Linked DNA regions of Mus musculus: region 2 is linked to region 1. A link is a contact called in ENCODE Hi-C or POLR2A ChIA-PET data. All regions are on one chromosome and are shown on one strand. The core of a region is the stretch at or near the end of the contact, and the rest is flanking DNA. Distances in the headings are between cores, read along the strand shown.

What was found. Hi-C counts contacts between places; a loop is a spot of excess contacts on that map. ChIA-PET counts read pairs that join two places held with the same protein, here RNA polymerase II (POLR2A).
Region 2: POLR2A ChIA-PET joins it to region 1 with 49 read pairs in Patski. The contact joins the promoter of Ston1 here to the promoter of Ppp1r21 in region 1. A Hi-C loop is called at or near these places in 7 of 37 maps with a recorded cell type or tissue (CH12.LX, Patski, T-helper 1 cell and 4 more). POLR2A ChIA-PET finds 5 or more read pairs at or near these places in 1 of 5 experiments (Patski).

Annotation. Positions count from the first base shown.
Region 1 is chr17:88,527,928-88,533,358 of GRCm38, reverse strand. Ppp1r21 (protein phosphatase 1, regulatory subunit 21) reads right to left here and starts at 3,235. Exons shown (of 22, transcript NM_028658.4): 1 at 3,041-3,235. The coding sequence starts at 3,097.
Region 2 is chr17:88,623,433-88,628,863 of GRCm38, reverse strand. Ston1 (stonin 1) reads right to left here and starts at 2,309. Exons shown (of 4, transcript NM_029858.2): 1 at 2,002-2,309. It overlaps Gm31704 (predicted gene, 31704), which reads left to right and starts at 3,365. Exons shown (of 3, transcript NR_166677.1): 1 at 3,365-3,508.

The DNA of each region.
Region 1 (5,431 bases), core at 1,986-4,485:
AAATGTCTGTGACAGTGGACACGAAAGAATGAGAAATGATCTGGCCCAACAGGGGAGATGACCCCAAGTCCAGCAGAGCAAAGCGCCTTAGCACATCATTCCTACAGGTGTTCTCTACAGCTGTACCCTCATTAACTCTCCAAGTTCACCTGTACAGAATATTTTAAGGAACTAATCTTTAACCCCATTTTTAGCAAGTTTAGCTCCATTAAAATTTTTTCATCAAGTATTCTCAACATCAACTCAAGCTAACATAGGAAACATGCAACTTTCACGTGTTCTGCATCCCTAAATTCCAAGTCTACATCTTTAAAACACCGCTTTGCTCCCACTTGACCTTGCTTGGTTATGGCAAGCACAATCCTTCACCTCAGAGCTTTGTCAAACTCTGTGTCTTCCCTTAGTTACCAAGTCCTGAAGAGACCTGAGGACAAACAGTTTATACCCTGTTCATATCTTTCCTGAGCCCAGTGGTATGAAGGAAGCAGGCTCTCAAAACCGGTAAGCTAAAAAAAACGTATTGTTAAACCAAAACTCCTGAACTCTCCTCTCCACTCCAGATACCAACTTTACTTACTTAAGCCTACATTTTCTTCCCAGTGTAGTCCAACAACCGAACATCTCTATTCCAGCCTATCTACCATATGGTTACCAATTTCCTTCCAAAGAGTAATGTTACTCCCTCAGTAAAAGAGACCTTTGGAAGCTGACAAGATGGTTCAACCATTAATGGCACTTGTCACCAATCCTGATGATTTCAGTACAGTTCCTGGAATCTACATGGTGGAGGAGAAGAAGAAAAGAAGAAGAGGAGAAAGAGGAGGAGGAGGAAGAGGAGGAGGAGGAAGAAGAAGGAGAAGGAGAAGAAGGAGAAGAAGGAGGGAAGGAAGGAAGGAAGGAAGGAAGGAAGGAGAAGGAGGAGGAGGAGGAGGAGGAGGAGGAGGAGGAGGAGGAGAAGAAGAAGAAGAAGAAGAAGAAGAAGAAGAAGAAGAAGAAGAAGAAGAAGATGATGATGATGATCAACCCCGAAGAAGAAGAAGAAGAAGAAGAAGAAGAAGAAGAAGAAGAAGAAGAAGAAGAAGAAGAAGATCAACCCCCAAAAGCTGTCTCCTCCTCCTCGCCATCACCATCACCCCACCCCACCCCACCCACACACACACACACACACACACACACACACACACAGACACAGACAGAGACACACACACACACACACACACACACACACTAATAAATAGATGGATAGATAGACGGATGGACGGACAGACGGGTGGATGGACAGATGGATGGTTGGGTTTCTTTGACCTTCCCATTGCACACATCTTATCTGAAATCCACAGCCCTCATGATCTAGCCCACTCTCCCTTCACCACACTCTGCCTGCCATGTATCTTAAGATGTTTTCAGGACAGCCAGCATAGGCTAACCGAGTTACATGGAAAGCTACCACTCTCTTCATCCCCTTCCCTACTCCCTAGTGTAAGGAACTCCCCCTTCCCCAGTGACCTCTCCTCTGAGCTGCGCTGACCATCACTTGCTACACTGTATCATAATTGCAGGCCACGCTAATTTAAGGGTCTATTAAAGGTGATTGTGCAGCTTGAACTCCGGCTTTCTCAACTGAGCCTGGCACACTGCTTGCGGGGTGCACATATAACATGAGTTTGTTGAACACATTAACATACCCAAAAGAATAAAACCTTTCCATGCCTTTCATTACTTTAGGAGGTGATATAATTATTCCCGCAACACGGCCACTGCTCTGAGCCCTTCTGGAACTCTACTCACTGGCCATTTGGAACCAAACTTTCAAAGTTATTTACCCTCCAGAGATGGAAATCGGGCCCCTTACTTTATATGCATGAAACATTTTCAACCAAAAATAGTAGTGGCAAATTTGGGCACTGCCATCCTCCACCCACCCTCCTTCGTTATATGGAACTGTTCCAAACAAGGGAATCCTCCCCCAAAAGACAATGCACTATCTCAGGCGCTGAGCCACAGAAGTCTACGAGGATTTCAGACGGAACTACAAAGGGAGTGGACAAGGTGAGTGATAAGCTGAATGCCATCAAGGCTCCCATCTGATGCTGAGGACTTAAGGGTGCACGCTTAGGTGCCAGTATCATTTCTTTATATTTCACTTTACCTTCCCAAATACAAGCTTAATAAAATCATAAAGGGGGATGTCGTACACTTGGGTTTTTTTTTTTTTCAAATTAGAAAAAGGGCGAAATCTTTTCATTGCTTCTGTGAATGCCAAGATAATTGGAAATTAAACACGACTACCGAATCCTTTTCAAAGGCGTGAGATTCTGCTTTAATAACTTCATTAGAATATTCTTCAGGCAGAAAACCCTACCCAGAAACTGCACCACCCTTGTCCAAGAAAAAGGTTTCACCATTTGAAAGACTGACACTTCAGAAGGCCGGGTCCCTGTTTTGCATAATTCTGTATTTAAGGAGAACCTGCGGTGTGCACTGCCCCATTCCACGGAAGGAAGGTGCAAGAGAAAAAGACATCAGCCCCACCACCCAAGCTGTCAAAATCAGTGGCGACAACATCTGTATTCCAAAGCACCCATCCCAATGAGGCCGTTTACGCTCCCAAACTGATGTGGTGGCAAATAAGTCGTTTTAACTTTAAAAGCATCTCCTCGCGAAAAGGAGATGGTGATTTCCCCATCATCGGGCGAACTGAGAAAGCAGAGAGCATAGGGTGGTCCCTCATTCCTCCCTTCCCCTCAGGCTAGCACCAAGAGCTGTGCCTTGGATTTCTGTCATTCCATTTCTAAGCCTGCTGGTCCAGCGAGAAGGAAGACTCAAACTCCAGCTCCTTTCTGCAGAGACGCACACGGACCCAGACACCGCCCGGCCCTATCTCCATGGAGCTGCAGGTGGAGGCATCGTAATGGTGGAAGCAGGAGGTGGAGAGGAGAGGAGGAGCCCTCTGCATCCCCCCCACCATCCCAAATCGCTGCCACGGCCAGCTGAGGCCTCCGGGCCAGAAACCCCTGTCTCCCCCACCCACGATGGGTACCTTCGAGTACTCCTGAGCCAGCTTCTGGTACTTCCCCTGCAACTCTGCGGAGGCCATGGCCTCCCCCGCCCCGTCCAGGCCTGGCCGCCCGGGCTGCCGAGCCCCGCCCCCCGCCCCCAACCCCACACTTGCTCCTCCCGGGCAGGGCTCAGCCAGCTTCTGCAGCACCGCCGCCGCCGCCGCGCCTCCTCCTCCTCCACTTCCGGGTTTCCAGGCGGGAGGGAGGAGGAGCGGGACCAGAGGCGGGGCGACCACCGGGGGCGGGGCGACGTCTTGACATCACCGCCCCGCCCTCTGGTGCTCCGGTTCGCGCATGTGCGGCCCGACGGACCCGCCTGTGCGGTGCTTTTGCCCCTCCTGAGACCCTAGACGCCATGTTGGAAGAGGCGGGAAGATGGCGACCCGTTTCCGGGCGAGCCAGAATCAAGCGGGAGGAGAATGAGTGCCTACGGAATGGATGGAACACCGAAGGGAGAGACAGAGGATGCAAGGAGAAGCATTCTAAGAACATCAAGAATTCTGGCTACCCAGTCCCCTAGTCGCCATAGCAACCGCCTAGCGTCAGTCGCTTGCTTCTTGGAAGCTTGTTTTCCGCCTTCTCATTCATTATCTGGATACCCAGACTTGTGCTACACTGTAAACCGTCCAACCTAGCACATATTTATACCGTTTGCCCTTCTCCCCTTCTCAGATCAGAAAACCTTCATTGTCTTCTGTGTTTTGTCATTGACCTTTCTCTACTCAAATGCCACATGCCCGCCCCTGACCCTTATTCATCTATCAGAACATTTTAAGCCGTAAAAGAACATACAGTTTCTGAAAATTTCTACCACGCATTGAGATGTAAAGACCATTAATGTTTTGTTTTGTTTTTAAAAAAAAAACGGCTAGACTAGATATCTTGAGATACCTTATGATGAAAAACTGCTCCTTTTCATTTAAAATATTTTTGACAGTTCTGTTGAGGATTAATGTAGGTATAGCATTGAAGTATTTCTTGTTAGAATAATATGAATGAAGAAAGATATGTGTTTCTTGAGACATAATATGACAGTTGAAACTAATGAACTACATTTGTACACAAACACATACATATGAACATTATGCTAAATAAGTCAATTGCACTGGGTGCAGCTGTATAAACCTTTAATCTCAGTACTTAGAAGGCAGACAGGCAAATGGATCTCTACTGGTTTACATATTAAGTTTCAGGCCAGCCAGTGAAACTCTGTCTTTAAAAAAAAAATAGTGAATTGTAATATACTATAAATAATCTTAAAAATTATGAAGTGGAAGTAGCCAGACATGTTTAGTCATACCAGCAGTCCTAGCATTTGGGAGGCTGAGGCATGAGGAAGTCAAGTTTGAGAGCAGTCTGGACTACACACACACAGTATGTACTGTGTGTGTGTGTGTGTGTGTGTGTGTATAATCTCCATAATATGTGAAGTAACATTATTCCGATTTTTATTTTATTTAATGTATATGAGTACACTGTAGCTGTACAGATGGTTGTGAGCCTTCTTGTGGTTGTTGCAAATTGAATTTTTAGGACCTCTGCTCACTCCAGCTGGCCTGGCTCACTCAGTCCCTGCTTGCTCAGGCCCAAAGATTTATTTATTATTATATGTAAGTACACTGTAGCTGACTTCAGAAGCACCAGAAGAGGGCACCAGATCTCATTACAGATGGTTGTGAGCCACCATGTGGTTGCTGGGATTTGAACTCAGGACCTTAGGATCAGTGCTCTTACCTACTGAGCCATCTGGTTTTTTTCTTTTTCTTTTTCTTTTTTTTCTGAGACAGGGTTTCTCTGTGTAGCCCTGGCTGTCCTGGAACTCACTTTGTAGACCAGGCTGGCCTCGAACTCAGAAATCTGCCTGCTTCTGCCTCCCAAGTGCTGGGATCAAAGGCGTGTGCCACCACTGCCCGGCCCAACATTATTCTTAAACACATGAATATGTAGTAAAAACACAGAGACAACTAGAACACTGGTTGTTCGGTGCCTCTAGCAGAAAAAGAAGGAAATGAAACAGGACAGAGGAGCATCAACTTGATTTCTCTAGGTTTTTTAAAGTAAATATTATTACCTTTATTATGGAGGAAACGCATCTAGGAAGGCTAAGTCAGCCCTGTGGATTATTTAGAGGTATAATTAAAGTGAAAGCTGTGCTAGCTAGCTTCTCTTTTATCTGGGAGCAATCCAGGAGTTGTTCAGCAAAGAGCTCAGCCTGTATCGTTTCCTGTACAAACTAAAACTGTACACTTTACACTTGCTAATAAATAAGTACTGCCATCCAAACTTCCAGAATAACCGTTCCTGAGAGGAGTGTTAGTTCCCTGTAGCACCACCAAGTGGCAGAATTAAATGGTGTAATCCATTTCCATGGT
Region 2 (5,431 bases), core at 1,060-3,559, 96 kb before region 1:
TTAAGACTCCTCAGGGAGATGTTTGCTTCTCTGTAAAACAACAGTTTCTTCACAGTAGCCAGTCTCATAGCGGCTTTGGGACGACTGAACTTGAGAGCAAGTTAAAAGTAGCTGTGTTTGGCTATTCACATCAGGAAAAACGGGGCTGCAGGAAACCATGACACAAGCCTTTTCCCCTTCAACAAATCTATCAAGTGCATTCAGAATCTGCTAAGAGTTTAACCCCCTCCAAATTAGGGGATCTCCACAGCAATTACCCCTACCCTGTTCTAAAGGGTGGGCTAGAAACAGAATAGGCTACAGCAAAGCTAAAAAAAAAAAAGATACATTATTCTTTCTGCCAGTTAAGAAATCAAACTCTTGTACTACAGAGATAACCACAAATAAGGAGATGGCTCAGTGGGAAAAGTGCTCACCATGCAAGCATAAGGTCCTGAGTTTGAATCCCCAGAACACAAATAAAGCCAGGCACAGCAGAAAGGAGAGAGACAGAGAGAGACAGAGACAGAGACAGAAAGAGACAGAGACAGAAAGAGACAGAGACAGAAAGAGACAGAGACAGAGACAAAAAGAGACAGAGACCGAAAGAGACAGAGACAGAAAGAGACAGAGACAGAAAGAGACAGAGACAGAGAAACAGAGAGAGACACAGAGAGAGATAGAGAGAGTAAGTGTGGGTGCGTGTGTGTGTGTGTCTGTGTGTGTGTGTGTGTGTGTGTGTGTATGTGTGTGTGTGTTCCCAGCATGCCTATGGCCAGTGGAAGCTCAATAATCAGCTAACACGGCCTGGTATACACAGAAGCAAATGAGAGACCCTACCTCAAACTGGGTGGAAGTCGAGGACCACCCAGGTTATTCTCCAGCCTCCACACTTAAAACAGGGCACTGACACCAGCACTCACATAGATAAACATGTAGGCATGCACACATGCACCATACATACAACCCACACACAAGATAAAAGCAACAATACCTTACCTTCAACAATAACATTATCACATGCCTTGCAGGTTCGAAGCTCTACTATGAAACATCATCTCTAAGACTATCCCAGGATAAACTTTCAAGTCAGAGGGAAACACTGCCTGTTCTTTCAGTCAGCTTTATCAAGCAGAGATCCTGTCTCATTTGTAAAGACATTTTCTACTTTTTCTACAAAAATCCGGCAAAAAGTACAGAACTCCATACATTGTTGATAAAATAACCTCAAGTGGACTTTTCTCCTTTTTCTAAAAGCTCTAAGCACACACACACACACACACACACACACACACATGCAGTTCAAAGAGTCATTGAATTTTAGCATTAAGAAGAAAGTGCGACTAACAAAACATTTACCAACAACTCTTGTCTAACAGCTGCACATAGGTCTCGTCTTGTTTAACACCCGGCGCTTCAGAGGAGTCAGAGAGGTTAAACTACTTGCCAAAAGTCACGCAGCTCGCAAGAGGCAGAACCTGGCTGAAACCAGGTCTGTTAGATGCCAAAGTCCAATACTCCCAAGATCCCTTTGACCTCCTGGCAGGGAGGTTGTCACTGCCACACCCTTCCTCAAGGAAACAGCTCCCAGCTGCCGAGGTCCCTCCCTAGAGCCAGGAACTAAAGAAGGGTGAGCCTGGAAAGAGTTTGTTTCTCACCTACCACAGGTGTCTTGGACCAACAAGCTTTAGGAAAGGCAAACTCTGGGACAGACACCCCTGCAACACCCCAACCCCCAACCCCAAGAGTCCAGCCACGATCAGGCTAGGCTCACTTCTGAGACTACCTTTATTAACTCAGGCCAACCTGCTTCCTGTCCCTACTTGACTGGCCCTTCAGAGCAGTCTTGGTGCACCAATTGCCCAAATTCTATCTTGCTCCTTACACAGTCCTTCCGTCCCCTCCGCACGGCCCAGGGTCCCTCTATTCTGCTGTTCTTTGCCCTCAGCTCTTCTAGCCCAGCTTCCTTTTCCTTGGCCTTTCCTCAGAAACCATTCAAGGAAGGAATGTACAAAGCTCTACCATCTCCTGAAGATTGTTGAAATCCGACTCGGGGGCCTTCAGCTGGTAAAGCCACATTCCGGATCATTTGTGGCTTTGTCTCCACGTCACTGCCGGTGTGTGGAGAGGAACAGACTCCTTTTACATGGTCCCTAATGTATACTCCTCCATACATTCCAGATGTTGGGGGAGGACAGACGCTGAAGCCGTCCATCCCTGGAAGCTATCAGCTGTACCCCATTGTCATGGTCAGGCAGACTCCCGCTTCAGCCTCTGGGCTCTTACCAAGGCTGAACTTCTCTGACTCTGGCTTTTTGCTCTGTAACAATGCTGAACAATCTAAAGAAAGAATGTCTTAGGGTCAATATCCGCTTGGCTTCATTGGCTGCCCTCCCAAATAAGGAACTCTCAGATTCCTGCATTCCAGACTCCTCCAAAGCTACTTTGTAACCAGATGGACCCTGGCTGCCTCAGTGAAGCCTCTCCTGTGTGCTCTGGGAGGGCTGGGACCCTCAGGGTTGGTACTCAGGAAGCCAAGCCCACAGTGAGGGCATTATGAAGAATTCCCCGCCCCCCCCCCTCAAAAAAAATTTGCTGTGATGGTGTGGTGACCAGTCCCAGGGAAGTTTTCCCTTGAAGAGTTTGAAACGAAAACAAAAGGAGCATGTGCGCGCCTTGCCCCCATCTAGGTCACTCCAAGGCCAAGGCAGCACGGGCCGTTTTATGAGCACATATGTTGCGCACCCCATACTATTCAATCACAGATGTGCAATATTTTATTCATGTGACAGGAAATACCATTTGCACAATATTAAACCACAGCCTAGTCTCCCAGCCTCAAAAATTATCAGCTTTGGTCTCAGCTCCATTCCCCAGCCCATCCCTCCCTTGTGGCCATTAGCCTCCCCATTTCCCAACTCTCTTCTAAAGCTTTTTCCTTATCTGTCCACTTCCTCGGTTTGGAGAGTAGTGACAGATGCTCTCTGACCAGACTCCTACCAAGTTCAAAGCCTGCTTCTAAAAGCGTCCCACCAACTGCCCATCAAGACCTGAGAGAATGTGAACAGTGTTTAAGTTTGCATCCTCATTTTAGGATGGCATAGCCTGCACACCCTTCACAGTGCCTGCCTGAGAAAACTCGGGGCTACCTAAAAACTGTGTGTATACACCAGCTCTGGAGACGGGGCCCTGGGCTCCAGGGGAGAGCAGGAGCTGACTCTGATGAAGCTAGAATATAACGATTCAAGGCTTCTATCGACCACCCGCTCCTGCTTTGTCAAGTCCAGCCTCCACTGCGCAAGTTCATCCTCCACTGCGCAAGTCCAGCCTCCACTGCGCAAGTCCAGCCTCCACTGCGCAAGTCCAGCCTCCACTGCGCAAGTCCACACTGAGCGGAGGGTAGCCGAGCTGGTGCTATCGTTCCCTTGCTCTGGTTACAGTCTCTTCTTCCTTCCCCTCACATGTGAGCAGAGAGCAAACCAAACTGCCCCCAAGAAGGGTCTTCACAGGAACAAAACTTTGGAGTTGGGTAGGGCATTATGATTTTAAATGGTATTGTTTGGGGAGGGGGAGGGGAGCTTGTCTGTTTGCTGTTGTATTGTTATCCTGATTCGTTGTGGTGCCAGGGGTAGAACTCATAACCCTACCTATGCTATGTTGGGTTGTACCCTCAGCCTTAAATTTTTATGTCTCACATCCTGACATTTGAAGAGATACTCAGCACTATCATACACACTACAGAAACTTGCAAAATGGAAGCCCGGAGCCTCAGTTTCTTATCTGTCCAATGGTAACATGAATATTTACTTCCCAAGACCAGCGTGGTTGCTCACCTCCATAAATCTTAGCCCCTAAGAGGGCTAAGATTAATCTAAGCCCAAGGCAACCCTGTATCCTGCACTACACACGGTGAGCTCCCTGGGTTAACCTGCACTACACACAGTGAGCTCCCTGGGTTAACCTGCACTACACACGGTGAGCCCCCTGGGTTAACCTGCACTACACACGGTGAGCTCCCTGGGTTAACCTGCACTACACACGGTGAGCTCCCTGGGTTAACCTGCACTACACATGGTGAGCTCCCTACGTTAACCTGTATAGACTGAGACCATCTTTTAAAACTGAAGTAAATGAGCAGACAAATGAATTTTTACCCCATGTCAATTGCCTCACAGTAAATACCCTTATAGGTTTTCCTTCCTTCCTCCCTCCCTGCGTCCCCTCTGTCCTTAGCCTATAGAACACACTGGATCTTATAGTGAGGAGGAAGGAAGCCCCATCTGCAACAGTCTCTGCTCGGCCTAACTCAGGGCCACGCCCTACCCCTGTACTTTCTGGGTTGCTTACCCCTGTTGCTTGAATCCCCCTCAGGGCCATTTCTTCATTGTTGGCTAAATGTTTGCGTACCCACAAAATTCATACATTGAAACTCTAATTTCAATGTGATAGTATTTGAAGATAGGGCCTCTGGAAGGTGACTAGGTAATGTAGGCAGAGTACTTAGGAATGGATGATGTAAAAGAAGAGAACAGAGAGGAGGGGGAGGGGAGAGTGGAAAACCAGCTGTCTGTGATGGATGAACAATCTTCATTGTCAACTTAACTGGACTACAATTGCCACGGAAACATGCCTCTTGATGTGCTATTAAGAGTATTTCTAGAAATTTTTCAGTGAAGAAGAAAGACCTGCCATAGATGTGGGTGCTTGGTGGACAGCATGCAAGAGGAGCTGCAGTGAGCAAGTTAGGTCCCTGCAGTGGGCTCCCTGGAGACAGCCTGTTGCCTCACTCTCTGTGATGGGTGCACTATGGCGAGGCATGGTCCCAAAGACTTAGTCCCAAGATCACTTCTTGCTACTGGTGTACTTTCTCATGTTTGTTATTACCACGCTCCTCGTTTATGTGACTTGGTGTGAATGGACACTGGGAGACCCTCACTGCCTATAGCCTTCTGTGATTACTTCCTGGGTGATAGCCCACCCTATTGGGCACATTTCCTGTAGATAAAGATGAAGATAAGCTTTCATTAATTAATGCTGTTTAGATGAATTAATGACTTTATAGAAACCCTGATTTGATTCAAATAATTTTAGAAATAAAGTTTAAGGAGATGGTTTTAGTTGTTTTGCCAGAAAGGTGTAATAAAGTTAGAGTCAAGAATAGAGCGTGCCCCCTCATCATAGTAGGTAAGTAATTAAAGGCTGCAAGATTAGGGATACAACGAGCTTTTATAAATTGCACTAAGGTGAGAAATAGACTTGGGACAGACTTGTGATCAAGGAAAAACATGCATTCTAGGTCAGGTCCAGGGATGAAGCTACAGGTGCACCCTATGATAAAACAAGGCCATGTGAAACTATTGCTTTGAACTTATAATGAGCTTATAGAATGAAACACTGCTTTGAACTTACTATCAACATCCTTCTGTAATTTCCTTTTTGTGTAACATTTTAT